Regions from separate parts of the Mus musculus genome. Here region 2 is linked to region 1. A link is a loop called in an ENCODE intact Hi-C map of the cell type or tissue named here. Cell type or tissue: heart. All regions are shown on one strand. Each heading gives the region's core, and the rest is flanking DNA. Links, peaks and the distances in the headings are about the cores only.

Evidence for each region. Hi-C counts contacts between places; a loop is a spot of excess contacts. Peaks named below come from ENCODE experiments on the same cell type or tissue, not always from the same donor. Only the 100,000 strongest peaks of a DNase experiment are listed, where the experiment ranks them.
Region 2: a loop joins it to region 1, with 10 times the contacts of the local background. A loop is called at or near these places in 18 of 42 quality-filtered maps.

What each region holds. Positions count from the first base shown.
Region 1 is chr3:96,934,449-96,950,477 of GRCm38, reverse strand. No RefSeq gene overlaps it. Among named protein-coding and RNA genes, the nearest start is that of Gja8, 16 kb to the right of the region's middle. In heart, for the core only: no CTCF peak of the experiment used is centred there; no DNase peak of the experiment used is centred there; H3K27ac peaks cover 128 bases.
Region 2 is chr3:97,575,625-97,591,653 of GRCm38, reverse strand. Chd1l (chromodomain helicase DNA binding protein 1-like) reads left to right here. Exons shown (of 23, transcript NM_026539.2): 8 at 294-449; 9 at 1,008-1,100; 10 at 1,652-1,748; 11 at 3,341-3,414; 12 at 4,433-4,543; 13 at 7,732-7,846; 14 at 8,784-8,937; 15 at 10,477-10,675. Among named protein-coding and RNA genes, the nearest start is that of Chd1l, 27 kb to the left of the region's middle. In heart, for the core only: a CTCF peak has its summit at 6,042 (motif pointing right); no DNase peak of the experiment used is centred there.

The DNA.
Region 1 (16,029 bases), core at 8,012-10,511:
TTGTCCTGTGATCTTTACATGTGCATTGTGGCTTATCCACGACCACGCACAAAGTAAATAAATAAATGAACAAACAAGCAAATAAATGTAACTTAAAATTAATCTCAGCTTCTTAGGAACTCAATCATAGATTGATTGGCAACAATTTGATAGCCCTAATTATTCACCTCTGCCTGAAAACCGTACCCATCTTGAATTTCGCCCAAATGTAAGTGTGTACAGTTTTGATTAAGGCAAGGCTTGGGTACAGTTTTGACTGTGAAATGGAGGCCAGTCTGACGTGCACACATGCCACCCAGCACTTTCAATTGTTGCTGTCTGAGCTAGATTTGCTGGTGTATCATCAGCATGTCACTCGGGAGCTTGCGTTTATGAGCCCATGACTTATCTACATGAATCATGACCCCTCATTGATAGAGGAGGCTCACAAAAACAATTGCTAACAGTAAAAGGTTTCTGAATACACAGCCACCAAAAATTAATTAAAAATAAAATACATAATGAATCTGAGGTCTCCCTGGCATGCTAGACCATGACCCTGTTGCACTCGTGGCTCCTAACAACATGCCAATGAGTACTGTGTGCTCCATCACACCACACAAGACCAAGAAGCATCGCCAGAAATTGGTTCACATTAGAAATTATGATGTCTTATTAATTACAGTATTCTACACTTCATTCTTCTTTGGCTGCTTTTCCTGGTACATACTTAGGAGGCAGAGGCAGGTGGATCTCTGTGAGTTCTAGGCCAGCCTGGTCTACATAGTAGACCTTGACTCACAAAAATATATATTTCCTTTATTTAAAATATATATATAACAGTTTAGCTAGGCAGTAGTGGTTCGTGCCTTTAATCCCAGTACTCAGGAGGCAGAGGCAGATGGATGTCTGTGAATTCAAGGCTAGCCTGGTCTACAGAGTGAGTTCCAGAATAGCCAGGGCTATACAGAGAAATCCTATCTTAAAAACAAAAAATAAACAAAAAACAAGCAAACAAATAAGTTTAACTGTAGAAAGCATCTTTAATGTTTTCCTGATGTCATCCCTCAACATCTAAGCACCAACAGTATCTTGAATTACATTTTATTAGAAAGTCTGATTTTTAAGGTTGCTGTTTGAGTTGGTAGCTTAAGTTCCACTTAATAAAAATCATTTAATGAATGTTTTGGCTTGGGGTTAGGATAGAATTTCCAACAGTGTCTGAAATGGCCATACACATGCATCTACTGCTTTGTACTATGTATCTCTGTGAAGCAACATTCTCAGCGTTGATAAATATAAAATCTAAATATTGATCCACTCTGAAAAACATTGTACAAACTCTACAGCATGTGATATCAAATAGCCAAGACTTAGTTCCCCTTTGGGGGATGAAGGAGGGGGTTGAGACAATGTCTTATATAGTCCAGGCCGGCTTCATACTCACTCTATAGTTGAGGGTGGCCTTGAACTCTAAATCCTCCTGACTCTACCTCCCAACCACTGGGCTTGTCACCACACGTGGCTCAAGATTTAATTCCTTATGTAAAAACAAAAAAGCATGTGTCTGTCTCAGTAGTCTGCTGATTTCCTTTCATCTTTAATAATGATTAAAGCTTCATGTATACCAAAGACTTGTTTTAAAATAAATCTCTTTGTGATTTATTAATAGTAAATATTTATAAACGTATTCTATATTTCCACATACCTGGCGTCATGAAAATATTTCTTGGGTCAAAGGATTTGCCCAAGGGAGATTTTTAGAAGTCCTGCCCTAGATACTCAAGACTCAGTGACGCCAAATGTTGATCTCTTTCATGGGTTTATTTATACATTTTGTTGTCTAATCCCCTAAGATGTTCAAGTCATTGCTTAGTGGTGCTGAGTGAGACAAATGGTACTTATTCTTTCATCGTAACAGGCAGTTTTTTAGTATCTAATACAGTCAAACTGAAGCAGCGTGGCACCGGGCTGTAAGACACTTGGAGACTGGCTAATATCCCTCACTGACCTCCTACTTACAAGAGCGGTACATTGTACTTATTAGCTGAGGAAAGAGAAGAAGTTCCAAAATGAAGGAAAGGGGTCCGAGAAAAAAAAGCATGGGAAACAGTAGATATGGCAGAAGGGAAGGGAAGGACCATCTGTAGCATCCCCGAGATGTTTGTAGCATCCCCAAGATATTTTTACAATGTCTACTTGAACTGTGGTGATAAATGAATGTTCCCAGCCAAGGGATTTCTGAATTGCTACTTTTACTCTGGAAATTCCACCAGGACATGAATGCAAGAAAGAAGGAGCCAGTGACCACCACCAGAAGTTGCCCAGTCAGGCAGTGATGGGTAGCACGTGCTTTCCCTCTGGCTAACTATGCCAGCTGGTTGTTTCATTGATCTAATTAATTTGACCCTTCATGTTTTAGTATCAAAATTTCTTACCCTACTTAATTAAGGGTCAGCAGAGTTTTATTAATATTCATTTTAACTAATATGCCTTCAAGGGACTTATGTTTTATTGAAGGTACCTGTCGAGTTAGCTGAAAAGCATCATGCAGTTTAATGAAGTCCATAAAGATAGGCATGAACAGAATGGACCACCCCAAAGGAACAACGGGTCATTTGTTCTTTTTCCTTCTATTTTTTTTTTCCAGAAAACTAGAAATGATCACACTAACTGCAAATACCCAAACAAGTTTGTCAAGGATAATGCAGTATAGATATTTGCTAGACCAGAAAATGACTATATTAAAAGAAATGCATCAGCCACCTTCCCCTACTGTGGCACTAGCTTCTTTCATTGACTATATTCAGCATTATATTATAGCATTGTGCTTATTCTTTCTATCGTTCTTGAGTTAAAGTTAGGGCTGGAGATAGCCTATTCTTAAGCTAAGTTAATTATCTCCTAAGTAGGTATAAACACAAACTCCACCTGACAATGCCAGTGGTTAGTTTAGGGACATTATGAAAATCATTAAACAAGACTAACACACAGGAGAAAAAAGTTCCCTTTGGGACCAAAGCCATTCTGTTTCCAAGAATAGAGGAAATGGCAGCATGGAGAATCATAATGTTAGAGATGTAATGTTCTGAAAGGCAGCTGGAGAGGACTCAAAGGGGCCAACCAGACTGATGTCTGTGATGTCATCTTGATTTGAGCTGATGGATGCCCAGACCTGGGTGTGTCTTCACAAAGGTTTTCTGGGAAGAGATTAGCATTTGTGTCAACAGACAGGGTAAATCTGTTGGGTAAAAACAGGCTGGGAAGATCTGCCTTTCCCAGTGCAGGTGGGCATCATCTAATCCCCGAGGCCTGGGTAGAAAAATAAAGACAGAAAGAAGAGGTGAGTCCTTTCCCTCGATTACCCTCAGATAGCCATCTTATCAGGGCAGTCTTCTAGGCCCTCGTAGCTACACTCCACCCCACCCCACCTCATCCCACCCCATCCTACCCCATCCCATCCATCACACCCCATCACACCACATCACACCCCAACCCACCCATCACACCCCTCCTCAGCACCCCAGCTCTGCTCTCAGGCCCTCAGCCAGAGACTAGGAGTTGTACAATCAGCTCCTGTAGAGCTCAGATCTTTGGCCTTGAACTAGAGAACTCTGCCAGGTTTCTGTCCTTTATCATCTCCTGAGCCAATTGTGCTTCCTGTAATAAGCCACCTCCTATTTATCTATCTGCCTGTCTACTTATCTATCCAATACCTGTTTGCTTATCAACCTATCCTATGCAATTCTCCCTCTATTTCATCTCCCAGTATGCTTCAGCAGTCAACAAAAGAGAAGCCAACTGGCTTTGTTATCAGGAAATTTCCAACCCCAGGAATGACTCTCCAAAATGAAATTTAAAAGCATCAATTTCAAGTGAGAAACATTAAAAGAACAGAGTTATGCATAAACCAGGAGACATATCTGCCAGGGCCCTCCTTCTTAAAAGGTTGGATCTAATTATACAGGGAGACATAAAGGTGACAGAGACAGTGGGAATGACCTGCGGAGATTCACATTACCCTAGCCAAGGTAGGAGGGTTAAAGGGGAACATTGGTGTTTCTCTAAATAGAAATGACTCAATGTGGCGATGATTTGGGAACCTTTCTCCTTTCTCTGTGACACGAGGGTCTTGGTCTTTTGTGCTCTTCTACATTTGACAATGATGGCAAGTCTGCTCCTTTTATCCAAGAGCTCTTCAGACTGGTTCCAGTTTACCTTAATGCACATGTGAAGGAGCAAATCTCCACCCCAACCTCAGAGAAGACATCTTACTTGTAATCCTCTCATTTCAAGACCTAGATAGATGACTTGGCAGTTAAGGACACTTGACGCTCGTGCAGAGGGACCAGGTTCGGTTTGCAGCACTTACAGGAGATTCACAACCATCTGTGACTCCTCTAACATCGCCTTCTGATCTCTGCAGGTACCAGGCTTGCACATGATGCATATATATGCATGCAAACAAAACACTCTTACACATGAAATAACTATGAATAAAATAAAATGAGGTAAAGAAGCCATTTCCACGAATGCCTGGTTTGCAACTCCATTGTGAGCTCTTTTCTCCCCTGGTTTTTTGTTTGTTTGGTTGGTTGGTTGGTTTTGGTTTTTTGTGAAGAGAAAGTGAAGTAAGTTTCGAGGTATTGGCTTGGGTCTCCTGCTTCTGCTTCCACCTCTCAAGGCAGGTACCGCATAGTGGGGAGCACACATTTACAGTTCAAGTCTAGACGGAAATCCTGGTTCTCACCCTTCTTAGCATAATGACTTTGCATAAATAAATTGATAGGTTTACTCCAGAGCTGGGGATATAGATCGGTGGTTGATCTATATCTGGCACATGAAAGATCCAGCATCCAAAAATATAATAATCTAAAAATTGTGTGTGTGCACGTGTGTGTGTGTGTGTATGTGTGTGTGTGTGTGTGTGTGTGTGTGTGTGTGTGTGTGCACGTGTGTACTCCCATCTGTGAAATGGAGTCAAATGAGATACTTTATAGATCTTGCAGGACATACATAAAGGTACCAGTCATATTGTACGTACTTAGTAAGTGCTCTGTTTTCATCCTGTCCCTGCTCACAACCACCAGCTATGTCCCTTGACTGTAACTGTCTAACAAGAACTAGACTTTCAGTCCCCGACAGCACAAGATAGATAGTAGCACACCTTTCTGCTTTACAATTTAATCAATAAATTGTGCTTTTTAAAACAGAATTATTTTTGGTCAGGTTACCAATCATCAGCAGATGATGCACTCAGAGAGCTGTGCTGGTCTCTCTGGTCCGGTAACTGAGAGCCACGTCCCGAATTCAGTCAGGAGCCCTTCAGGAGGAGTCTGGAGAAGGAAACTGTCTGGCTTCAAAAGAGAAACCACAACATTTCCTCCTTCCCACCTTTCTTCTCCTACCAGCCTCAGGTGACTGTCATTCCCTCTCTGTTTCTGGGTTCTATTTTGGTAGATTCCACATTGTGAGTTGGTACAATGCTTGTCTTTTTGTGCTTGACTTATTTTCATTGGTACAATGGCTTCCAGATTGTGATCTGTGTTATAATAATTGATGGGCTATCATCCCACATAAGGCTAAGTAGTGTTCTGTTGTATCTATATTTTATCTTCCGTTTTGGTTGTTTTGTTTTTGAGACTGTGTCTTGCAATGTTGTCCAAGATGGTGCTGAACTCAATGGGTGGAAGTTACTTTCCACTTCTGCCTCCTGCGTAGCTAGGGCTACAGATGTGCACATCCATGCTCAACTTATTCTACATCTTCTTCATCATCCACTCATCCACTGATGGAAATTCAGGTTGTTTCTATATCTAGACTATGACCAAAAGGTAGAAACTTTAACAGAAACAGAAGTAAGTTTTAAGATCTCTTGCACGGTAGCTTGAGTACAGTCTATAGTAGTGTATGGTGTTGGCCATCTCAAAATAACTAAAAGAGTAGATTTCAAGTGATGCACCAGGAAAAGTAATAGAGAAGTAGATGAAAATGTTAATTGGATCAGTTTAATAATGGCATAGTGTATAGACGAATCAAAGCATAATGTCATACTCTATAAGGATACGCAGTGATGGTTTGTCAATCAAGAAGTAATACTAATCAATAGTTGAAGTAATTAATTTTAAAGAGTGGGGAAATACAGGCAGAAACAGTATCCTGGCTTTACATAGAAGCAAACTTGTGTCCACTCAGAGACTAACCCAAATCCAAATATGGATGGCATATGGCATTATTCAGTCTTTGGTGACCACTTTGCAACTATAGAAGAGCCTTCATATTGCAACACACACACCAGACAAGATTCACTTTATGGACATTTAGAACTCTTATTTTCTAAAGTGATAGTGGTTTATGTGTGTATATTATTTCTTGAGGACAAGGACCATGTTTAACTCTTTAGCATTTGTATTTTAGACCAAATGCATATATAGAAAGAAAGCACTCAATAAATATTTATTGAAAGAAAAGAGATATGGCATTTATATAGTCATCACTAATAAAATATTTTAATAACTCTAAAAGTCTTAGCTGGAAAATTAATCTAATGCCAAATCAAACATCATGACATTTTCTAAAGCCCAAAGCAAATATTGTTTTGAATGATCCAGGCAACTACTTCACAGATAACCAGAAAAGGGCCATACAGCCCTCTAACCCTCCCTGCTAATCTTCATCCTAGCTAGGAAATCAGCAAAATATTTTCTTCCTGGCTCCATGTTGCCAGATTTACTTAGACAATCGTGTGCCATAAGTTCTGGTTTCAGGACATGGAGACATCAAGCTGGAACTTCCTGCTGAGTAGCTTTCATAATGGCTAAAGATGCTATGCAGGCTTGGGGGCAGCAATGATGCTATTCTACCAATCTTCCAGGCAAGATGTGCCCACTGGTGTAATAGTGGCATAGTTGTTACGGGTATAACCAATCACTTCTGATGATTGGACTTCAAATCTACTCCACAGCTGGAAATTTATGTCTGTTATGTAACCCTGTTCAACATTCCATGGCTGGGAAGTTCATAGGTCCTATGGAGGGTGGGGAGTTATTACTAATAAATGGATTTATTACTATTGTTTTGCTAAATGGATATGTGCTCATCAAATCATCTTCTAGATATTTGTGTTTTATGCCTATGGATTATTTCTGATGGCAGCTTTGGTCAAAGGACCTTTTTTTTTTTTTTAAGTAGGTGGCAGCAAGTGACTATAGAGTGCTCAGCCTTACAGAGAACATTTCTATCACATACCCTACTCCAAGGCTCAGAGACCATCACAGAAGACGAGGTGGAAGACAGTTGAGTAGAGTAGTATGGAACACTGTCTTCCAGCATGACATGGACGGTGCACTCAGGAACTCACAGCAGCTGTAATTACGTGCACTATGTTGGTCCTCTCAGCATTCCATTTTGGAAGGAGGGGTGCTCATAAGGCTGCACCCCTCCCTGAGGATCTACAAGCAATTAATGGTTTCTGGAGGAAGAAAAGTCATTTTCTTCGGTGCACCTAGTAAGTCTCCTATGATCCTGAAAATAACCCCTTATCTATGCTTCTATAAGCAAGCCAATTAAACTCATTGGGCCACAGAGGAGAAAAAAGACGTGAAAGTATAGAAAGGGGAAGTTGGAAGGATCAGTGGAGTCAGAGTGGGGTAAGAGAGTAACTAGGACTGAATGTGATCAAAAAGTCATAACAAAGCCATTGTTACAATTAATTCATTTATGATCATCAAAGTTGTTATCCATAATTGTTTCTCCAGATTAATTTTTAGAATTAACAGCATACTCTTTATTCTAATGATTTTATTCATAATTCTCACAGACATTTTCTTTCTTTTTTAATTTTTTTTCTTCAAATTTTCTCGTCAGTGTCTCTAAAACTAAGTAGTCAGAAATACACAATGTAAACCCTGAGATGGGCTCTATTTTTGGCCTTACTCTGGATTCACTGCAGCTGTGCCCAAGGCATCTAACAGGGTCAAATAGCTTGTCAAACACCGTCTATAACCTGTCCTGTCAGGCAATACCAAAGGTTCCTTTGATTAACTTTTATTTTAAACACAATTAGTGTGTGAATAGAGAGCCTTTCCTTTGCAACCCTTGTGTAGGACACTGAATCTGCCTCTTTCGTCTCTTTCTAAAAAAAAAAAAAAAAAAAAAAAAAAAAAAAGAAAAGAAAAGTGTGATAGTAAGGTCTTTCTAGGTTGTGTGCAATAAAAGATAAACCATAGCACCACATAGGTGCCTTAAGAGGTTTTGCTCTGAACTGTATTGAACATCTTGTGTACCTATCAGGTCTCCTTTGGCCAAGTTTTAAGCATCTGCACCCAGGGTTGTTGTGAGTTGCCCTGGTGCTGTTTGTATTCTGATATTTACTCTGCTTCTTCAAGAGGGGCTGCCCTGATGAGGAGTGGATCCCGTACTCAGGTGATTTCATGGGAACCTTCTCCCCATTCTAACTGGTCCAATAAAGGCTAGAGCCTATGATTGGGCAGTGGAAAGGAAAGGTGGGGCTGGGGCTGGTGAGATGGCTCAGTGGGTAAGAGCACCCGACTGCTCTTCCAAAGGTCCAGAGTTCAAATCCCAGCAACCATATGGTGGCTCACAACCACCTGTAATGAGATCTGATGCCCTCTTCTGGTGTCTCTGAAGACAGCTACAGGGTACTTACATATAATAAATAAATAAATCTTTAAAAAAAAAAAGAAAGAAAGAAAGGTGGGGCTGGAGGTTTTATAGAGTAAGGGAGGAGTAGGGAATGGAAAGGAAGGAGGAAGTGGAAGGAAGATGGAGCAGAACCACATGGCCTGGAGAAGCTCCAAGTAGCAAGAGGTCTCATAGATGAGGAATAAATTAGTACAGTGATAGATCTGCCCAACCTAGGCATATAGCTTATAAACACAATAACTAAGTTGTGTGTTTTTTATACGGGCTTATTGGGGTAAGAAATTACCAAAACACAGGGTTCATCAGTTGTCCAAACAACAAATACAGATTCGTTTTAGTACAAAGTGAAAAGAAAAACTAACTCTCCTGCCAAGCATGCATCATGGCTTTGCAGATTCTTTTGGCTAATCCAGGCCACAGTGACACAGGTCAGAAGGACTGGACTTTCTTGGGTACTGACTACGTGCCAATACTATTCTGATAGTCTGCACATGTTAGCTATGTGGTCCATGCAACTACCTTAGGGTGCTGTTATTGAGCTACCTTGTTTAACTTATTTAAATTTTTAATAATTTATTTTTACTATTTGTGTGTGAGTTTATGTAGGTACACATGTGTGTAAAAGTGCCCATGGAGATCACAAAAGGGTATCTTAGCTAATTTGTTTAGTGCTGTGAAGAGGCACCATGGCCAAGGATACTTGCATAAGAAAGGGTTTATTGGGGGCTTACAGTGTCAGAGAGTGAGCCCAGGACCATTATGATGGGAGCATGGCAGCAGACATCTTGGCATGCCACTGGGGCAGCAGCTATGAGCTTACATCATGAACTACAAGCATGAGATAGAGAGAGCCAACTGGGGATTCTGTGGGCTTTTGAAACTTGTAGTCCCACCCCCGAGACACACCTTCCCTCAACAAGGCCACACCTCCTAATACTTCTCAAACAGTTTCACTAACTGGAAACCAAGAATCCACATCCTCACTGAAACCACTACAGAGGGTGTCGGATCCCCTGGAGCTAGCATTACAAGCATCTGCAGCACGTGGGTGCTGGGATCTAAACTCCAGTCCTCAGGATGAGGCAGCAAGCCTTCTTAACGACTGCTCTGTCTTCCCAGCCCCTGGTTTAAATGAGATGCTTCGGATTGAACCCCAAGCCCTGTGCAGGCTAAGCACGGTCTTTACTCCCAAGCTCTCTCTCCAGACCCTAAATTATATTTTATACAGAAAGGAACTAAGCCGCATGAACCCCGTCAGCTTTCCTGAGATCCTATAGCAAGAATGGTAAAGTGCAGAGGTGAAACACCTGGCTTTGCATTATCCTCACTGCATTTTTTAAAAGTTTTTCTGGGGCCGGAGAGATGGCACAGCAGTTGGGAGCGCTCGCTCCTTTTGCAGAGGACTCAGGTTTGGCTCCCAGCACCCATGTGATGCCTTCACAACCATCTCTAGCTCCAGCTCCCAGGGACCCCCCCCCCTCTTCTGACCTCCACAGACACCAGGGATGCACTTGGTGCACTATACGTGCAGGCAAAACACTTGTACATGAAATAATTTTTAATTATAAATACTTGGGGTGGGTGAATTCGTTCACATGCCCACATACATGTGAGGTACACATGAGCGTAGGCATGTGCGTGATACAATACTCACATGGAAGTCAGAGAAGGCCAGTTCAGGCATCAGTCCTCAGCTTCCACACTGTGGAAGTGCTGCCTACACTGTGTTGGCTCCTTTTCAAACTTCCAAGGATTCTGTTCCCACCTCCCATCTTGACTCCGGAGCACTGTAATTACAGACTTCTATGTCCAACTTTACATCTCTACCCTTACAAAGTGAGCTCTTTACCCACTAAGCCATCTCCCCGGCCCCTACCCTCACTGTATGCTGGCTAAGTGTCTGTCACCAAGTAAAAGCCAGTCTGTGGGCCAAGTTCTTTACATAGATTATTTCATTAAGTCCCCATAACAGTCATTCCCCACCTCAAATGTCAAAAAACTAAGATTTAGAAGAATTAGCCAAATTCCCTGTAGATAGAAAGTGGGCTCTGAGATTGCCGACAGAGCCCAGAAATACAGAAAATACTAAGGCACGGTGATAAGCCACGACTGCAGTCTCCCTAGAAGACTCTAATCTGGAGGATATGAAAATACAGCTGCGGGCCTAGGACAGAAGTTCCCCGGTACTTTCCACTCTTCTGGACTTTACAATAGGCCAAGGGAAGAATGGAGCCTTGCCCAAGAACTTGAAGTCTCTGTTGGTTCAGCTATCCAGCTAGCAGCAGAGGAGACTTCCTCCCTACTGCCTCCCTTAGCATTAGAACCCACAGTAGCAGGGACTTCCTGCAAGCAGGTCTGTCTGGGATTTGCAGGCTTGGGACTCAAATTCACACAATCTCAGGTGTAACTCTTAGAATCGATTCTGAACAATGCTAACTTACACCCACTACGTTTCCTTCTGCTCTTATCACCCCTGGTTCAGGCAGGGGCACAGCAGGGCTCTGCAGGCCCAGCAGAAATGCAAGCAGGTCTGGGAGGGGTAAAGGGAAGGAATGTAGTAGAGAAGCGTATTTGGATTTGGTCATTTGGGACTGAGACCAACAGATGGTAGGACAAAGATCACGGTTATGAGAGGGGCTTTTGAGGGAGGAGGAGGAGGGAAAAGGAGGAGGGAGAGGAGGAGGAAGATGACGACGACGACAACCACCACCACCACTACCAACAACAGCAACAACCATCCCTGAGGGTCACCTAACCCCACCAGGATAGTGAGAAGGACATTAGAAGACCAGAATAATTGTGGCCACCGAATAAAAAGTTACACACGCACACCCCATCTTCCTGCCTGCCGTTCCCTGTCCCTTCATTTCCACGCCCATTATTCTGGTGTGACAGAGTTCCCCTGATGCTCTCAGGCTCTAAAGCCGGAACAGCAGCACCCCCTCGTGGTCAAGGCTCACCAATGGTCCAGGCTGATTCTTTGCTCGATTACCCAGGCAGGAGGTAATGGCATGCTGAAATGAGTTCCTTAGATTTCTGGCTGTTCAATGGCTTCTGTAAATGGCACCGCCTCACTCCCGCTACCTTTTCAGCCCGTTTTACCCACAGATAAGATATATAACTACCTACAATGCTCCAATGTGACCTGTTGGATCTTTTTTTTTAAGATAGATTTATTTTTATGTTATGTGTGTGAGTGCTTCACCTGCATGTCAGGGCACTGGGGGCATACCCGAGGCTTATGGAGGCCAGAAGATAGCACTGAATCCCCTGTAACTAGAGTTGCAGATGGCTGCAACCATGTGGGACTAGGAACCCAGCCCAGGTCATCTGCAAGAGCAGCCAGTGCCCTTAAGAGCTGACCTCTCTCCAGCCCATGCAATGCATTTTGATGATAGATTGTCCTTGGGGAGGGCAGATTTTTTTTTTCATGATTTAATAAATCAGTAGCTCTGGGCTGAAGAGGAAAAGAAAACTCTATCTTTGCTCCCATTTGGGGCCATTCTGCCATGTTGAAGCAGGCTGGTTTTCATTCATTTTAAACCCAAATCAATCAATCAATCAATCAATCAACCTCTTAAATCAGGCAACATCACATGTGCACCTCTAATGAATAATTAATTTGGCAGAAGAGAGAAAAATCACACCCAGCCATTGGGTGGATAGAGGAGTTGGGGAGTAAACCGTGCTGACCATGTAATGGTCCAGGCTTTCTCAAGAGGTGAAGGAAGCTCCAATGGTCAAACCGGGGCTAATATCCACCAAGCTCTCCCTGTGTCTGTGCAGACACATTGTCGTAGTCATTGTGTCTGGACTCCAGCAAGTTCGCCCTCCCCACAGGTGCTCCCCTGCCTCTGTTAAGAGAAAGTCAGAAGCAGGTGGATCTGGGAGGATGGTGTGGCACAGACACAGCCCTGTCATCTGAGGGCAGGGCCTGAAGTCTAGACCTATCCTGGCCACAGGCAGGGAGTGAGCCGGGCAAAAGGGAGCTAGGAGCCAGCCCGTTTCCATAGATACCGATTTCACTTGCATTTTATGACAGCTGTGCTAGGCTGCCTGGAGAGGCATTGTTTAGACGCCTGGGGGACTGGCTTGGAAGGAAAATGCAGTAAGAGCGATTTCTCATAAAGCCTGGTGCTTTCCCTCACTAAGGGGCAGCCCTGGTAGGACCATTCCCTTTAGGTATGTGAGCAGCTAGAAATGTCAACCTCAGACACCATGAAGGTCATCCAAAATGACCCTTAGAAGCAAGCCATTGTCAGGACCACTCAACCCTGAGCCCAGTGTGAGAGTCTCCCTGGGACTTATGTGAAGAATCTCACCCTGGTCTTCTGCGGGACCTAGAAGAAAACCTGGGAAAACTTCCCCTGTGCCCCAGTTGAAGCCAATGACTGACTCCTGAGAACCTGCAGTGCTATGTCTTGCTTTTCCATCTCCACTCCTACATCTCACCTACCCAGAAGGCCTGTCTCTGCTCACACTCAGCTTCTTACCGCACACATCACCAGGTTCTCTCCTTTGCTAGGGCTTCATAAACTAGATTGAGCAAGATGGATCTCCTGTGCTCAGCAATCTCAGACACTGGTGGGAGAGACAGACACATAAATGAACCATCGAGAACAAGAGAACAGTAGGGTCAGAGGAGACTTTCAAGAGAAACTAAAGCTTCAATGAGGCCTCAAGACATGAGTCAGGGTTCAATGTAGAGGCATTGCATAGGCAGAAGCTTGGCAGTAAGAAGGAGGGTAATGGGAATCGGGACCCCAACGGGTCGCAGATGCTGAGAGTTGAGTACAAAGACATCAGTGGCAAGAGATGGGCAGGAGTAAGAGATGAGCAACACCCCCCCCATGCACCATGCTACAGACCCAAGCTGCCCCTGACCCCCCACGCTGCCCCCTCCTCCTCTCCTCTCCCTCCTCCTCCCTCTCCTCTTCCTCCTCTTCCTCCTCCTCTTCTTCCTCCTCTTCCTCCTCCTGCCCTTCCAGGTGCCTTGCAGCAGGTCCATGAGTGACTCATTGATAGCAAGCCACAGAGAGGTTTAAGTACAGGAAGGACATGACTAGGTTTGTGTTTCAAAAAGACTGTTTTGATTTCCAGACCCAACCTCCACTCATTCCCCAGCACAGTTTACTTAGCCTGAGACAAGTTCTGACCACAATAAAGTTTACATCAAAAAGTTAAAACTCTACAGGAAGTATAGGAGCACTTTCGTGTCATATGTGAGACCCTGAGTTGATCCCCAACACCACACCAGAAAAAAACCAACACATACAAACAAACAAACAAACAAACAAACAAAAAGTAAGAAAAAGGCAAGTTCTTTGGAACTGTGAAACTTACTTCATGCAGAGACCGACTTCAGAGTCGTTTATCCTCTGGCTGTGTTGATGGTGCCATCTAGTGGTAGAACTGTATGTAGATCGCCCTCAAGCTTGCTTCTGAAGAATTGTCTTAACAGCTTGTATTATTATCTTATTAAATCCCCCCAAACATCTCAATGATGGAATGTGTCACTATTATTTCCATATTAGAGGCTAAGATTCCAAGGAATGGTAACTTTACGTGGAGCCTCCGGGGGCTTAGGGACTGCAGTTGGGGACTCCCTCTTGTTTGCCGTTATTCCCTCTTCAAAGATGAGGGAACTGAAGCCCTTCATGATTGACAGACTAACTAAATTGCACCATAGGCAATGAAGTTTTCCTGCCTCCATTTCCACATTTTCCCCAGGAAAATGTTGACACATTCAATATGTTTATTTGAGGCAAAATAAAATGAAATGGCAAAGGGAAAAGACCCATTCTTCCTTTCTTTTCTTTTTAATTCAAGGCAACTGTCCCTGGCTGCAGTTTTACTTGTCATGAATGTCAGCCAAGGTGCAGCTGTAGGCCAGACTTGAGTAATTGTAGGAAGGACAATTGCAACCAAAATATACAAGGTGTGGGGACCCAGGAGCTCGACCCCAGAGGTTGAACGGGTTTTATTTCTACAGACTATGCAGCTGGTTTTTGCATAACAAAATGTTTCCCAGGATCAGAGGGGGATGTTGGGGTTCAGGTTATGAGTCTGAAGTAAAACTCTCACTGAGATAACAGAGCACCTCAGCCTTTGCTCCTGTCTGAAAGCTCAGGGGCAGCCTCTGGGAGCTGCTCACATCCTCTGCTTTTAGCCTACCTCCGAAGGCACCAGCAGCCACTCAGAGTGCTTTCCTCTGTGTGCTCCTGATTCTCTCACCCTCGTTTTTGTCTCCCCTTCTCCACCTAAGGACCCCTGAAATTAGGCCAGGCTCATCAGTCCTCTAAGAATAATAGCCTGGGACTCAGCCTGCCCCAGCGTGCCCAAGTTCAGATTCCCCCAACACCCACATGCAACTGGGTGTGATAGCACGTGCCTGTAACCCCTGGGGCTTGAGAGCCAGCCAATCAGCCAGCTGGCGAGCACCAAGTTCAGTGAGATTGTCTCAAGAGGTGAAAGGTGAAGAGAATATGTCTCATGTCGACTCCTAATGTGTGCACAGAGTCACATATATACATACATGGGGGAGGGAGAGGAAGGAGAAGAGGAGGAAAGGGAAGAGGAAGAGGAAGAAGAACAGGGTTGAACTAGGGCAAGAACTTAATCAGGAAAGCGTTTGCTTTGCAAGCATAAGAACCTGAGTCTGCTCCCCCAAGCACATGGTGGTGCCTGTAAGCCCGGCACTAGGAAGGCAGACACTTAGGAAGAGGATCCTAAGACTTATTGACCTGGCTTAATCAGAAATCCCCAGGCCAAGTGATAGACTCTGTCTCAATAAACAAACATGGCAATGGCTTCTGAGGGATAACACCCACAGTTGGCCTCTAACGTCTTCATGGATGTACACACACGTACATGCCCCTTTGTGGTCATGCAGAAGTGCGCGCATGTACACACACATAAATGCACCACAGAATACTGTCCTCATATCAAAGTCAGCTGGTTAGCAGACTATGTGTCAGCATATCACGCACAAGTTCCAGGAGTTAGAGTGTGGCCATCGTCACTGGGGTTCACTTTTCTGCCATCCATGCACACTGAGACATAAGAGATGGAATACACAGAAAGAGAGTCAACTCGGGTCACAGATGACAGTGGATATCCATAACCCAGCATTTGGGAGGTAGAGGCAAGCGGAGGAGGGGTTGGAGGTCATCTTCAATCACACAGTGAGTTCAGGACCTATTACATGAAATGAGAGAGAGAGACAGAGACAGACAGAGAGAGAGAGAGAGAGAGAGAGAGACAGAGACAGAGAGACAAAGAGACAAAGAGACAGAGACAGAGAGAGAGGGAGGGAGAGAAAGAGAGAGAGAGACAGAGACAGAGGTTGGAGCCAAGTGTGATGGCATATGCCTTTAATTCCGGCAC
Region 2 (16,029 bases), core at 4,569-7,068, 640 kb before region 1:
CTGTCTTGCTGGCTCTCGGCACCGTATTTATTAATTTTATTTTGCCTGACTGAAGACTTTTTAAAGCATTTTGAAGGTAGACTAGGATAACCCACAATGTTTGGTAGGTTCAGAATATTAAATGCATTTTCAACTTAGGGTATTTCAAACTTGGGATGGATTTATTGGGTCATTACTTCATTGTAAGTCCAGGAGCGCATGCAGTGTGAAAAATGACCGCCCCGACTCAGGCTGTTTTCCATCGTGGAACGCCTCGATTCTCCACTCTTACGTATTTATCTTTCCTTACGCAGCAAGCGAGCTGCACAGGCTCTTGCAGCCATTTCTCCTGAGGCGTGTGAAAGCTCAGGTAGCCACAGAGCTCCCCAAGAAGACAGAGGTGGTGGTGTACCACGGCATGTCCGCTCTGCAGAAAAAGTACTACAAGGCCATCCTGATGAAAGACCTGGGTACGCGGCTATGGCTGTCAGAAGCTGAGAGAGTGTGGCTATCATGGAGGGAGTGCTCAGTGATCAGGCTCCTTCCCTCTGTACAAGAAGTACAAGAAGGGGCCGGAGTTTTAGACTGTGAGGGATTCTCAGGTGGGCTGGGCTTGCAGTGAGTGTGGCTGTGGCCCTTAAGAGTAACTCAGACTTGGTTGTTAGAGTTTGTTCTTTCCTTTAGCCCCATCTCCCTTACTGCCTTGAAGCAAGCACTTGTGAGCGCCCTCTGTCTTTCCAGCCCATTGGACGCTTAACGAGCTGCAAAATGCTGTTGACTCAAACCCACCGGGAGGCTTGGGAGTGAGAGGGGGAGAGGCAGAAGTGAAGCATCTCTTGATTTCCCTGACTCCCGAGCAGTTCCAGTGGGAAGTGTAAAGGTTGGCAAAGGGATAGCCAAGGTGTCCAGTTCATCTCAAACCAGAGGGATGGCTAAGCCAGCGTCACACGCGTGTTCAGTCCAGTGGGAAGGTACACAGAGCTGAGGCACGCATGGTCAGATATGTCTCCACGTCCTTGTGATTTCAGATGCATTTGAGAACGAGACAGCCAAGAAAGTCAAACTCCAGAACATCCTGACGCAGCTTCGGAAGTGTGTGGACCACCCGTATCTGTTCGATGGTGAGTGGGGTAGTGCGCTCCCTCCTCACCGTTCTCTGAACAGTCTGTCGCTAAAACCACAGCAAGGTGTGCCCTTGACCGTAGTGTGCCCCTCAGCGAGGTGTGCCAGTCATGTCTTTGGCTGCAGTGAGGGTGGCAGGTTTATGCTCAGTTTGTTGTATCAGTATTACCTGGCACATTATGCAGGTTTCCCTCCATTCTTCCTAAAATCCTCTTAGATTATGCTTTTCTTTTTTCTTTTTAACTCCAAGATCCAGTCATAGATCCTACACTGTGCTTGTTCTGTCTATTCTCTGAGAAGGTAGACATGTTCTTAAGCTTGTTTTCCTGCTGACTTCTCTGTCTCTTTCTGTCTCTGTCTCTCCCTGTCTCTCTGTCTCTGTGCCTCTCTCTGTGTCTCTCTCATAGTATTGATATTGGAGAATCGAAACCAGTGGTTCTCCAGAGCTGTAGTTTGGGTTTGCCAGAGTGTTTGCCCTCGGTCCACATCTCCTTGTCAGGGAGTCTGCTTCTGGCCAGGTACATTACTAGACGTGTTCTTTCTTTCCTAGGTGTGGAACCAGAGCCCTTTGAAGTTGGAGAGCACCTGATTGAGGCCAGTGGGAAGCTTCACCTGCTGGACAGGCTGCTGGCGTTTCTGTATTCTGGGTAGGCGGTGGGTTTACCCTGGACAGACTGCTGGCATTTCTGGGTTCACGCTTATTACTTTGAGATAGTAACTATTAAAACCTAACTGGTGAAAAGCTGTTTCTTGAGATTGGCCCAGGTTTCCTTTCTTCAGGGTCTTGGTTAGGTGTCAGCCTTCCCTGACTGCTGCTGGCCCTGCCGTCCCATTCCTCCTTAGCCTTGCTTAGTCATCCTCTGGTTAGGATTCCTAGAACCATTGGGGTCCTGATTCAGCACTGGCAGTGTCCTGATGTCTGTCTGACTCACCAGTGTGTGCTGTCCGTATCACTGTGACCTTGCTGTCCCACCTGGACAGAGGCAGCACTCATCTTTTCTTCCATGATCGCCTGTTGGCAGCTTATGTTGAATCAGTATAAACCACAGGGGCTCAGTTAATATTCCTTCCAGGTACTCTTGGGGTCTTGGCTGGGATGCTGTGCTGGGGTGCTGTGCATGCCACCACTCCCAACAGTTTTTACATGGGTTCTGGAGCGCAAGCTCAGCCCTGGTACTTGCGAGGTAGGCACTTTACTGACTGAGCCATCCCTCCTACCCCCAACCCACCCCTAGCCTGTGACTCCATCCTCCTTATTTATTTATTTATCTATTTATTTTAAAGGCCTATTTATTTTATGTGTTGGCACTTTTGCCTGCACGTATGTTACAGTTGTCAGTGTACCATGTATGTGTGGTGGCCATACACAGGTCGAAAGAGGGTGTTGAACTCCTGGAATTGGAGTTGCTGCGGTTGTCAGCTGCTTTATGGGTTCTTGGACTCAAACCCAGGTCCTCTCGAACAGGGCAGATAGCGCTCTTAACTGCTGAGCCATCTCTCCAGCCCCTGACTTCATTCCTAATCAACTCTTTACCTTTTTTCTTCTTTTGTCATGTGTCTTGGGAGATGAGATGTCATTTGCCCATTTCTAAAGTAATCAGCTCTGAATTTTTTTCTTTCTTTCTTTTTACTTGATATTTTCTTTATTTGCATTTCAAATGCTTTCTCCTTTCCAGGTCTCCCTTTCGGAAACCCCTCATCCCATCCCCCTCCCCCTGCCTCTATGAGGGTCGCCTCTGAATTTTTAACCAAAATAACTAAATACAAGTGACTTTTTCCCCAAGTAAGATTAGTGGTAGGTGGCTGGCCATGATTTTCAAGGTCTTAGAGTGTGTGTATGGGTTTGGATTTTACACTTTGCTCCCTATAAATAATGTGTCTAATCTTGCTTTTGACATGAAAGCTTGTATTTCTTGTGGTTGAACGAGTTGACATTCCAGTGAGGTCCCTGGTTCATCTGGGGCTTCCTGTAGCCTGTGATGCATTGACAGATGCCCCTGGGGATTTCTCCATTATAGTTTAAGAACGGCCACTAAGAACAGGGGACAGCGCCAGGTCTACTTATATCCTTTACATAAAGAGCAGAGAGCTTCTGAAGAAGGCTTTAGATCATGCTTCTCCCTTAGCATTCCATTTATTTATGAACTTGGACTCTTTCATACCAAAGCACTTTGCTTGAGGGAAACGTACCTTCAATATTACTAGAGTTGTCACCTTTTTTTTTTTTCCTTCTTGCCAGGGGCCATCGGGTTTTACTTTTCTCCCAGATGACACACATGCTGGATATTCTGCAGGACTATATGGACTACAGAGGTGACTCCCCCTGCCCACTGCAGTAACTGAATGTAACATTGTGCTTGCAACAGCCATACTGGGCGTGGGAGCTACAGAGAGAACATGGCGACCCACGTTACTCAGAGTCAAAAGCAGAGGAGACGTGTGGAGTAAACCCTGCGGCCTGTGGAGATGTGTGGCCGGAAATCAGCACTGGTTGTGTGGTCTGCGGAGATGGGCGCTGGGGCGAATGCTGGGGAAGTGTTCCATGTATAATAGACAAGTTTCAGTGGCAGTAACTCGGGGTCATGAAACAGTCATTTCAGCAGCTGAGCACTTACTCAGAACCAGTAGACAGATGTAAATACAGACATCTCACAATCAACAGGGGAGAGGCCGCGCCAGTTCCTCCTGTTTAGCACTGGGGGTGGGGTTATTGCGTGAGTATTCTGCTAATGTGTAATAAACGAATGTGAGGTCATGGGAAACAGCTGTGACTTTGACCTCAAGCCCCCTGGTGAAGAAGGGTCAGCTCCAGGCCTTGCAGTTTGAGTTGAACTGCAGTTAAGTCCTCTGATGCTCTAGGGCCGTGGGGCACCTAGGGCAAGGCACTCTTAGGGATCCCGGAGTACAAGCAGAGCTCATGTTCAGAGTGCTCTCGGGGTGTGGAGCGTGATGACAGGAGGAGACCCCTGCTCCAGCTTCAGAGGAAGGCAAACACTGAGCCGCCAGTCACATCCCCTCACCTGCTCCCCATACTTCTGCTTATCAAGCGCAGGCTGCCATGGGGCGGCCGTTCAGGATTACTTGGGAATGGTCAGAACTACACATGGCCGCCACTTCAACTGCGTTTAAAAGAACACGCATGTGTTATGATGAGTTCTCTTATAAGATGATTGTATTGTCTCCCTAAAGGTAGACTCCCCCCCTTGGGAATGATTAGAATTGGGGCTCTGTCTATGAAAAGGGTAAACTGCTGTCTGCTTTGGGATGGGCCGATTGTTTCCCAGAGTCCTTGAAGAAGAATTAATAGATTAATTTTCTCCTCTGTGTCAAGGCTACAGCTACGAGCGTGTGGATGGCTCCGTGAGAGGAGAGGAGAGACACCTGGCCATTAAGAACTTTGGAAACCAGCCCATTTTTGTTTTTCTCCTGAGCACCCGGGCAGGTAGGTCACACAGGTCTTGATGAGAGCAGGCAACTGATGTGGTAGGACACCTTTGTATCCCAACCATTAGTATACTCCCCGGCGTCTCTGAAAGGTGAGGCCATTACTAAGGGGTAAAAAGGAGAGAATTGAGGCCGTTGCCATGGTTGATGGAGGGGCTGGACTTCTAGCATGGGACCTTATACTCAAGCTGTGGCCCCATCAAAGAGTGGGACTGAAGCCTGAGTCCATAGAAATCATTCTATCCTGCTTTGACTCCTGCCCTGGGAGTGTCCAGAGAGATTTCTATGGGAAGTTGTATCCACAGGCATGGATGCGGATCTTCTTCCCAGCTGTGACTGGGGGGTGAGGGCCTCTCTGCTAGTTCTTTTCCTCTAACAGCAGAAGCTTAAAATGCAGTTATAGCAAAATTGCTAGCTACTTAGAATTATCACAATGTCGATATATATATATATATATATATATATATGTACATATATATATATATATAACTTCAGTCATAAATATTATTTATCATATTTGTGGTATGTTATCAAGAAGAGGGTGCATTCTCTGTGTTATTAAATAATTTGGCATTAGCTTTTGGAAGTGATTTTTTTTCACACTTTGGTTCGTCTTTAAATAACTTTAACTCATAGTCTTAGTTTCGTTATTTTATTTCTTTAAGAAAACTTTTTACTTATATGTATGTGCCTGCCTGTTTCTGTGTGCATCATCTACATCAGGTGCACTTGGAGGGGAGAAGAGGGTGTCAGGTCCCCGGGACTGGAGTTACAGATATGTGCATGAGCAAGAGCATGCTCTCTGCAAGAGCAGTGCGCACTCCTACCCACCTCTCCAGCCCCTCATTACCTTATTTCTGATTAATTGAAATCCCCCTGGAATAGCCGTTGTGAATACAGAGATGCGTGTCTCTCTATTAGAGACCAGCATCTCCGTGAAAAGCTTCAGTCTTATTAGGAAGCATTCACCGAGTGATTAGCGTAATAAGGGCATGTAGAAGAAGCACTAGATAGAATCCGTGGAGAAGAGATTATTTTGCCAGAGTATGCCTTATCTGTCTAATAAAGAGAATAATGCATGATGTAATCAGATCCTCCCCGCCGCCCTTTCCCCCAAGGCCACAGCCTGCATCTCAGTCCTTCGTCTCTATCATCGTCTGTCTCTAGTAGTCTGAGGAGAAACCTAAAGCGTTAGTCAGGTCAACCATAGCGGGAACACAGTTCTGTTGTGATAGTTAAACATTTCATCATCCCCCTGTCCAGAGAACAGCTTTTTGTTTGAAATGTCTGAGGTTACGAAGGACGAGCTGGCCGCGTTGTAGTTGATTTCCTTGGAGGCCCCTGAGCAGATCCAGGGGGAACAGAAGCACTGGGCATCCCTTTTGCAGGAGCAGACTGTGGGACTCGTGGGACTCCCTGTCATGGTTTAGCTGCAGGTCTGCAGCGGTTCACCTTCCAGTGTTCAAGTGTCTCTGTGAGTGAGTCATATGGCCACCAGGGGGCAGTGACAGCTCATGAATATGTCTCACACAATTATGAGCAGACTTACTAAAAAGCTCATGGGCTTGAGTGCATGCATGCTTGTGTGGCGGGTACAGAGCCCTAGGCACCTTCCTGGCACTGCAGAGGAAGGGGAACTCACCCCTTGTGGAGGAGAGCTGCATTTAATAGCCTTAACCCAGGAAAGATAGCGCACACCTTAGTATCCAATCACCAAACCACCGGTGGTGATGTCGCACATTTCTAAATGAGACGAGTACCTGGGAGGTGTTCAAGGTGTTCAAGGTGTTCAGAAAACAAGAACTGGCTCTGGAGCTAGCGTGGTGGGAGAGCCTGCTGCACTGGGTGCTCAGGAAGCTTAGAATTAAGGACTGCCTCAGCCAGAAGCTAGAGGTAACCCTGGTCTCAGAAAGGAAAAGAAAAGAAAAGAAAAGAGGCAAAAAGGAAAGAAAGAAAGAAAAGGAAAAACTCCAATGGCAACCACAAAAGCCCAGAAGATGGTTCAAGAGCCACACTTGGAAGACTCACTCAGTCTTAGGTCTTTTATCCTCTAGCTGTGCAACTTTGAATAAGTGTTCTGACTTCCCTGTGCTCCCACCTCCATATCAACAAAAGGTGATGATGAAAGGCCAGAGCCCATAGGTTGTTGTGTGGGGTATAAGAGAGGGTCTGGCGCATTGCTCAAAAGTAGAAATGGTGTCTATTGTTCTAGCCTTGCTAGGTAACTTGGCACGGCTCAGTAATCAGTCATTATCGGCCCTTTATTCCAGGTTTCGTTTTATATGAAAGTTTAATTAAAGTATTCCTGCCCGCCTTGTCTTGAGCCCCAGCTGGGAGTCGGTAGTCCTTCTGAGAAGCAACCTTTAATTCATGCTCTCAGAATAAGCCCCATCAGGCTCCCTTGTTTCAGCTGTGATCTCTAATGACCCTGACAAGAGCCGGTCCATTTTGTATTAGTTTTCACATTAATCAAAGAGAAAAGGCTGTAATGTGCTTTCACGGTCCTTTTAATTCCCGGAACCCATGGTTGCTCCTCACCCCTTTCCCTGCAGCACCAAAGAAAACCCAGAAAGTGACCGTCGTTCTGTCACACTGCGTCTGGTCAGAGTGAACACGGTTAAAGAATGCCTGTCGAAGGTTTTCTGTAGTTAGTGGGGGACACGACACAGGATGTGGGGGGACCGGACACTGTACACGGTCTCTCGTTCTGCCCAGGAGCAGCAACACCCCTCCTCCTCAGCATATCAGGGATCCTGCTACCTAGCCTGGCTTGTGAGTGTGGGTTAAGGGCTCTCCCCTTACGAACGCCCACACAGGTTGGCCCGTGCTCACAGCTCCTTTCTGAAGGAGCGAGTGTCTATTTCTCTGCAGACTGTCCTAGGCAAAATGCAGCCAAGTGTCTTAAATGGGGGGCAGGAGTGGCCGATATAAAACTGCTCCACTCTCCTGACTTGAGCATCTTCCTCTGTTGCTTGTCAATACTCCTCCTCCATTCTGCTGTGTGTGATGATTCAGTCCTCCGAAATCAGGCCGTAGGAGGTTAGGGGAGCAAGTGCGACCATGCCAGGCTCTGGGACTGAGGGCGAGCATCTGTCTGACTGTGGCTCATCAGTGAGAGCCTGTCTGGACCATCGTATTCTCCCGTCCTTGTCTGTCTTGGGTGACACTTTCCCTACCCTGTTCCAGGTGGAGTGGGCATGAACTTAACAGCGGCAGACACCGTCATTTTTGTCGACAGCGACTTCAACCCTCAGAATGACTTGCAGGCGGCCGCCAGAGCTCACCGAATTGGCCAGAACAAGTGAGTGAGTTGGGCATCAATGGTTTTCCACTTGCTCGGTCTGTTAGACACCCCTGGGCTGGGAAGGAGGGAGACACACAGTCCTTGGTGACAGCACCAAATGGGGAATGGAGAGACCCCAGTGTGAGCCTAGTGTCGCTGTCGGCTCCTGCAGCCGCATCAGCTGGGTCACACCATAGTCCAGACTCATTTTGTTGAACAAAAAGTCAGATTATGAAAGGATTATAAGGAGTCTTTAGAAGTTATTTATTCAGCGAGCTAAGAACCACCTCGGAAGGAAGGAAGGAAGGAAGGAAGGAAGGAAGGAAGGAAGGAAGGAAGGAAGAAAGAAAGAAAGAAAGAAAGACAGACCAACCAAGGTCAACACAAAATGAACTCAATAGTGTTTTCATAGATTTGTCTCATATTGCTTAATTTGGGCATTTTTCATCTTATTGGTCTTTTGCTTATATGTTATGGTTTCCAATGTTGAGTTTTTATGGGTTTTATTTGTGTGTGCATATGTGTATGTGTGTGGGTGTGTGTGTATATGTGTGCATGCGCATATACGTACATGTTTCTTGTGGTTTTTTTCTGGTTTGTTCTTGGGTTTTTCCCCCCTCTCTTTTTTATTAAGAGAGAAAGTCAGCCTGGAGTTGGACGGGTGGGGAGGAGCTAGGAGGAGGTAGGACCTTGGCCCCAAGGATGATAACGCACCTGAAAGGTTTTCCTTGGCCACAGATGGCATACGTTCCTTCCTACCTCCATCCTTGCCTGCACTATTTGGAAAAGTTCATAGGTAACTGAAGGCCAGCTGTATCTTTCAAGTCCTCAGGGCCCAATCAAAGCATCCTTGTAGAAATGCCCTGTATACAGTGCTTGCTTTTGCTTCCTTCCAGGTGTCTTTTCCTGACTTCGTACATGCTTATCACACTGCTGTTGTTTGACTCGCTCACAGGTCTGTTAAAGTCATCCGGCTGATCGGCCGCGACACCGTGGAAGAAATCGTGTATAGGAAGGCGGCCTCCAAACTGCAGCTTACCAACATGGTCATAGAAGGAGGTCATTTCACACCAGGAGCCCAGAAACCTTCAGCCGAGGCCGACTTCCAGGTTAGGATCTCTTCTGATCCGAAGGCTCATCAGGACAAGGAGCCTGCCTTGGTGCCTGTTGTGTGCAGGGAGCTGTGGGGGTAAAAAATGAGCATGATACACGTGTGTGCATGTGCATGTGCGTGTGCATGTGCGTGTGTATACACACACACAGGGGGTGTGGGGGAGAGTTGCGTGCTGGGCTGTCTAACCTGGATTTAAACCCACGCCTCATCAGTCGTTGATTGCCTGTCTTGAAGCAGACGCCATAACCTCAGGAATCTACGTTCTTTGCTTTTCTCAAAGTGAGGGCTCTATTAGTTATGTCTGAGGACACTGAAAACTGGAGGATTACAAACAAAACCCAAGCTAATCATAGCAGTCAATTCTGTACCTCTGTCTTAGTTTCTTTTCTTCTTGCTTTGACAAAACACCAGACAAAAATCAACTTAACAGGTTTATTTTAGCTCACATTTCAAACTCAGCATGGCAGGGAAGTCAAATCCTCAGGAGCCCAAAGCAGCTGGTGCCATCATAGCCACAGCAAAAAGGCGGGAGCCATGTTGTGTGTGCATAACCAATTTCTGTATGGTCCAGCATACAAACACAGGAAGTGCTGTGCCCACTCCTGGTGCAGCTCCTCCCACCTCAGTGAACCTAACCACCATGAGCTCTTCCAGTGTGGCTGGATGGCGTGAGCACAGACTCTTTCCTCCGAGTCCTATCACAAGTAGTTGGCTTTCTTTGGGTTTTAGTGCCAAATGCAAAGCCAGTTGTATTGGTTACATATAGCAATATTAAATGTAAATATATCCAGATGTTGGTGCGTCAACAAACTGTCTAAGGCATTTACAAGCTATTATAGTATACCTTAAAGGTTTCTAAGTTACAGATACAGTGAGCTAGAGATAAACTGTCCAGTCATAAAGGCAAGATGCAAGTGAGCCTGAGTTACTGTTTGAGAATATGCAGAGTTGGGAGCTAGGAGATCTGAGCCTTGTGTGGATGTCACAGCAAATGGATGAGGGGACTCAAGGAACAGTGAAGGAAGGAAGCAGAAGAGAGTCTCTGACCAGGCGTTGGAATCGGCCTTTGCCACAGTGGTGTCCGTGGCACCCTGGGGTAGGAAAGCAGGTCTCCAGAGGAGCCAGCCGATGATGAGATCTGGAGGGTTAGCAGGGAGAGTCCAGCCAAGTCTGACTTCTCTTGAGCTCTCTAGGAAATGTTCAAATGACCGTATTTTTCCAAAGGGCATAGGAAGCTTATTCTAAGTATATCATTATGGAGGCTGAGAAAGTCAGTCACTCTGATAATCCTGTATCACCCATCTGCTTACCCATCACCCAGCTGTTAAAGCCTGCCTGGCGTGTTTCACCTGTGATGGACAGGAAACGCTGGCTGTCCATCAGAGAAGGAACGTGTCCCAGCCGTGAGCAAGTCACCCGCATCCCTACAGCTCTTTCTTTTTTTGTTTTTTTGTTTTTGTTTTTTGTTTTTTTTTTGAGACAGTTTTTCTGTGTAGCAGAATTAACTAGACTTTTTTTGTCTTCTCTGTCCAAGTTAAGTGAGATTCTCAAATTCGGCTTGGATAAACTGCTGTCCTCTGAGGGGAGCTCCATGGAGGATATAGACCTGAAGTCCATCCTGGGAGAAACCAAAGATGGCCAGTGGACCCCTGATGCTCTGCCCGCAGCAGCAGCAGCAGGAGGAGGAAGCCTAGAACCAGAGGAAGGAAGTGAATTGGAATCCAGGTCTTATGGTGTGCGATCCATTCTGTGTTGACTTGTGTGCGGGGTGGGAGGTGTGGGTCTCTCAGGCCTCTCATGGCACTCTGGTCTTCCTGGCAGTCTGTTACAGAGGCAGGTCTTTCTCAGAGTGTGCTTTTGTCCTTCGTAGTGATAGAACCTAGTGGGGAAACCCCCACTCAATTCCCAATCTGGCGCGCACCCAAAGAATCACGAAAAGGCCTTGATGTAATTACAGGAGGTAGTTTAATGACGGAGCTCCGGACCGACATGCATCCCACACAGGAGATAACGAATGTTGGCCACGAGGCTCGAAAGCTAGGGGTTTTTATGGGGTAAGGGGTTTAGGGGTGTGGAATTCAGCATAGCGACACACTATTGGCTTATTCAAACATCAGCAGAAAAATTACATGTATGTGCAGGGTGTCAGAGTTCTGTGAGTTGTTGACTCAGTTCAGATAGCCCTATTATGTCTTCACATTCCCCTTTATCTTATGGTCAAGCTGTTCCCAGGAATGTTTTAACTACGGGGCATACCCAGGTTTGTTTTTCTTTTTTCTCAGCCCCAGGCAGCCTCTAGGCTCACAAACAACCAGCAATTTATGAGTATTTAATATGACTTACAGGTCTTGAAATTTCATCTTTCTTTCAGTAGCTGTCCCGGCTGAGTTCTGGGCCCTCGGCTGTGGTCTATGCCGTGCTGTGTGTGTAATGGTGGCTCTTTAATGTCTATACATTTCCAGAATTCTATCACCTCCTTTACTAGATTTGTTCTTTTCATTATTTCTATGAGTGTGTGTCATTTATTTTTCTAGCTTTTGAATTCTAGTTTTCTCAAACTATGATCTCATAAGATGCAAGACATACTATTCTTTTTTTTTTAACATTTGGTAAGATGTAAAAGATTAAATAGGTGGTGGTACACACACCTTTAAACCCAGCACTTGGGAGGCAGAGGCAGGTGGATCTCTGAGTTAGAGGTCAGCTTGGGCTACATAGCAAGACCATGTCTCAAAAACAACCACAAACAAGCAGGGGGATTTGATTTGTGGCCTAGGATGGATGAGTTTTAGAGACCATCCTGTGGGCTGCAGAGGCTGTATCCTGCTCCTGTTGGAGGAACTCTTCCGTTTGTTCTGTGCAACAGTTTATCTCTGAGGTCACTTTGCTGTTTCTTAGTTTGGTCGACCTCTCTGGACATGAGAGTGGGTACTGAAATCTCTACTATTATCAAATCAGGTCCTGCCTGACCTTGTATGTCTGATACTGTTTGTTTTTTATTAAATTGGAAGCCCCAGTGTTGGTGTCCATATTTAAATCGTCTTACCTGTCTAATAAACAGCTCTCCTCAGTGTATAGTCGGCCTCTTTCCTGACTTTCTCTTTGCTTCCCTGACAGATGTCTTCCACATTCCACCCGCAGTTGTGGTATCTCAGCCTGGTGTATTTCTTGGAGACAATCGATGGATAAGATTTATTTTATTTTAATTAATTAATTTTTTTTTTTTTTTTTTTGCCAGCTAGCTCATCTGTGACTCTTTGAGTTCATTTGCCTTTCAGTTGTTATTGAGATCACTACCATACTGTAATTTTGTTGGCTCTTTGTTCTTTGTTATTTTCCTGTCTTGTGTTAGTATTAGGGTTTGCTTGTGTACTGTGGGTATGAGGGATTTCTTCCCTGCTCTCCCTTATTCTTCTTCTCAGGACTTTTATTCTTTCCTGTGTGTTCATGACAGACTCTCTTCCTCCCCCTCTGTGTAGAGTATTCCTGTAAGTACCTTCTGCACTGCAGGCTTGGTGGTCATGAACTACGTTTGTTTGTGCTTGCCTTGAAATGTCCTAGTCCTTCCACGTTCCTCACTCCCCCACCCCTCTGTGTGTGTGTGTGTGTGTGTGTGTGTGTGTGTGGTCTGTGTGTGTGTGTGTGGTCTCTGTGTGTGTGTATGTATGTGTGTGTGTATATGTGTATGGTGTGTGTGTGGTCTTTGTATGTGTGTGTGTGTGTGTATGGGTATGGTGTGGTGTGTGCGGTCTTTGTGGTTATGTGTGTGTGGTCTGTGTGTGTGTGTGTGGTCTGTGTGTGTGTGTGGTCTATGTGTGTGTGTATGTGTGTGGTCTCTGTATGTGTGTGTGTGTGTGTATGTGTGTATATGTATGGTGTGGTCTGTGTGTATGGGTATGGTGTGGTGTGTGCGGTCTGTGTGGTTATGTGTGTGTGGTCTGTGTGTGTGTGTGTGTGTGTGTGTGTGTGTGTGTGTATGGGTATGGGTGTGTGAGTGTGTGAGTGTGTGGTACAGGTGCATGTTTGTATATGGATGCGTGGATGCACATGTGGATACTAGAAGAGGGTGTTATGTGTCTCCGACTCACCCTCAGCCTTATTCCTTCAAGGCAGGGTCTCTCCCTGAACTTGGGGCTCACTTTTCTGTCTAGGCTGGCAGCCAGCAAGGCCCAGCAGTTCTCTTCTCTCTGTCCCCAACAGTGTGAGGGTGACAGGTGTGCGGGGGAACATGCCCAGCTTGTCTATAATCATGAGGATCAAACTCAGCTCTCCGTGCGTGAATGTAGGTTTGTTTTATATAAGATTTACTTATTTTTATTTTGTGTGTTTGGGTTTCTGTGCACCACATGCCTGAGGAGGCCAGAAAAGGGTATAGGATCTCCTGGGATTGGAGTTACAGATGGCTGTGCGCTGTCCTGTGGGTGCTGGGGATCAAACCTAGGTTTGCTGGAAGAACAGCAGCTGCTTTTACCCCCTGGGCCATCTCCCCAAACCCTGGATGTTGTGTTTGTTGACCCTGGCTGCCATCTTTGAGATTCTTCCTGCTTGGTTAGCATTTTGGTGAATCCTCTGTTTCATTATTTGATTCATTGGATTTCTCATTTTCAACAATCCTCTTTGTTTCTTTCTTTCTTTTTTTTTTTTTCTTGTTCAAAAAAATCTCTTTTCTCAGTTTTATTCCTTTCATCCCCATTGGTGCTTTTTTCATCCGTTTGAAACCCTCCTCTGTGTTACTGATTCTTCTCCAGTCCTGGATTCATCTATTTGAATGTAGCCTCAGGTCACTGATCAGGTGTGGTCTTTCTCTGGCATTGTCCTTAGTTTAGTGTCTTTGAGTTCAGTAGCTGAGTTGTGATTGTTGAGAGATCCGTGCTGCCTAGCTTGTTCTGTTTCTTGTGTTCCGATGTCTTGGGCCACAGTGTTGTAGGTAGCTTGAGAGTTTGATCTGCCAGCTGGCCCCAGAGCTGTCAAGCCGAGGTAAGCTCAGTTGATGAGATCTGTCCTGCCACCAGGGCAGGGCTGTCTCTCCCTGTGCATTTCTTAGATTGGACCAGCCTTCTGCCACCTGCATGTATCTGCTTGTTAGTGGCTGGCCCTCCTGCTTGTCATAGCTACCTCCCAGGACCTTCCCTAACCTGGGTTAGGGCGAGCCAACTTGAAGCTCCCCACCTGTGCATGCCCCTTCATCTCAGACCCATGGAGTAGGTTTTTGGTTTGCTTGTTTGTTTGTTTATCAGTAGAGTCTCCAGATGGCATTCAAGTTGCTGCCTTCCAAGTGTGATGTAGTGGTTTCTCTCTGAGGCTGACCTGTGGTTAGAGGAGTTAACATCTCACCAAAGCCTGCAGCTGAGATTTCAAGAGCTGCAGGCTTGTCTGGAGGGTCAGCTCGCTTACCTCTGTGCCAAGGTTTCTGCCCTTCTTACTTCCTTCCACCCCTCACCTGCTGGGGGCTTTGCTTTTCTTCCATGCAGCTGTCTTCTCTCGGCGGCTCTTTGTTGGAAGGCTTTCTCCTCCTTCCTGAATTTCCAAAGCTCCTCCAATAGGCCTGTCTTTGGGATAAAGTCTTTTTCTATGACTGCTGTCACACAGAGACAGCCTTTAGTCTGCCATCTTACCCCAAACTGAATGGGGTAAACTGAACCCCAATACTTTTTTAGTTTATTTTAAAGATTTATTTTTATTTTATGTGTGTGAGTGTCCTGCCTGCATGTGTGTGTTTGTGCACCTCATGTATGCACCGCCTGAGGAGGTCAGAAGGTCCCCTGGGACTGGAGTTATGGACAGTAGTTAGCTGCCATGTGAATGCTGGGACTGAAGCAGGCCCTCTGCAAGAACAGCAGGCATTCTTAAGTGCCAAGCCATCTCTCAGTCCTGAATAGTAAATCCAACTTAGGCTCATGAGCAGTGCAGACTGTGTTGTGCGCAAGACTCATGTGTACAACACACGTGGTTCTCTCTGCACCCCCAACTGTGGTTAGTGTTCCAAATTTTTGGATTTGAAGTGTTTGTCTATTCATTTGTTGGGGTCTTAATATATCCCAGGCTGGCCTCAAACCACTATTGGATCTTTGGGTTTGAAATTCTGATGCCCCGACACCCACCTCCGTGCCGGGATGACAGGTGGTTGGGGTGCTAGGGCTTGTATGCAGAGCTTTGTGCATGCTGGGTAAGTACTCTGCCACCTGAGCTACATTGCTAGCCCACTGGAGTGTGTCTGCGTGAAGAATGCTCCCCGATGTCTCGTGGCTGTTGTCAGTGACTGCTCTCCTGTACCAGCAGTGACTGGAAGTAAATGTTTCTAACTCAGGCCGCCTTCTGCCTGAGAACTGGGCCCTTATAACCTGGGGCGACAGGTAGGCCAGGCACTCCCTTGCCTTCTCTCTCCCTGTGCAGTAGCACGGTGAGAAGGGGACAGTCACCCCCACAGCTCCAGCACACACAGAGCACAGTGCTTTCCAAACTTCCTGCCTGCATTTACTTCCTAGTGTCCTAACTTTTCTTGGTGGCTATTGCTCTGGTGCCGGGTCTCAGCCTGTCCGCACTACCTCTCGTGCTACTGGAGCCCCTCTGCTCGCTCGCCTGTTCAGTGTGTGCCTGGCTCTGGACCTGTTGGCACCCGATTGGGTGCCCATCTCTCTGTTCACTTGCAAATGCAAGTCTATAGGACTTTCTGACTCCTCGTTTCATAGCAGGCATGGACTAGGGGGGGGATTCTCATGGGATGCCAGGCAGCTGGTCACTTGAGGGGACACTGCTCTTTGACCTTTGTCATGTTTGATCTTTAAAATTCGCATGATAGCATCCCATTTGTATTCTTTGAGAGGCTTTCTTGTCCTCCGATTTAATTGTATCCTGCTGTCAGCTCAAGGCTGTGATGCTGCCCTGAGTCTTCCTTGAGAACTGTTGTTGCAGGACTAGAACGTGGATTACCAGAAGGACATTGGTTGTACTTTGAAAAAGATCCCCTGCCCACTTGTCCATGGCTTGCCTTTTTCTTCATGTTGTCTGTCTGTCTGTCTGTCTGTCTGTCTCTCTTTCTCCATTTTGTTTTGGAATCTTTTCATTCTTGCTCAGTCTCCTAGAACAT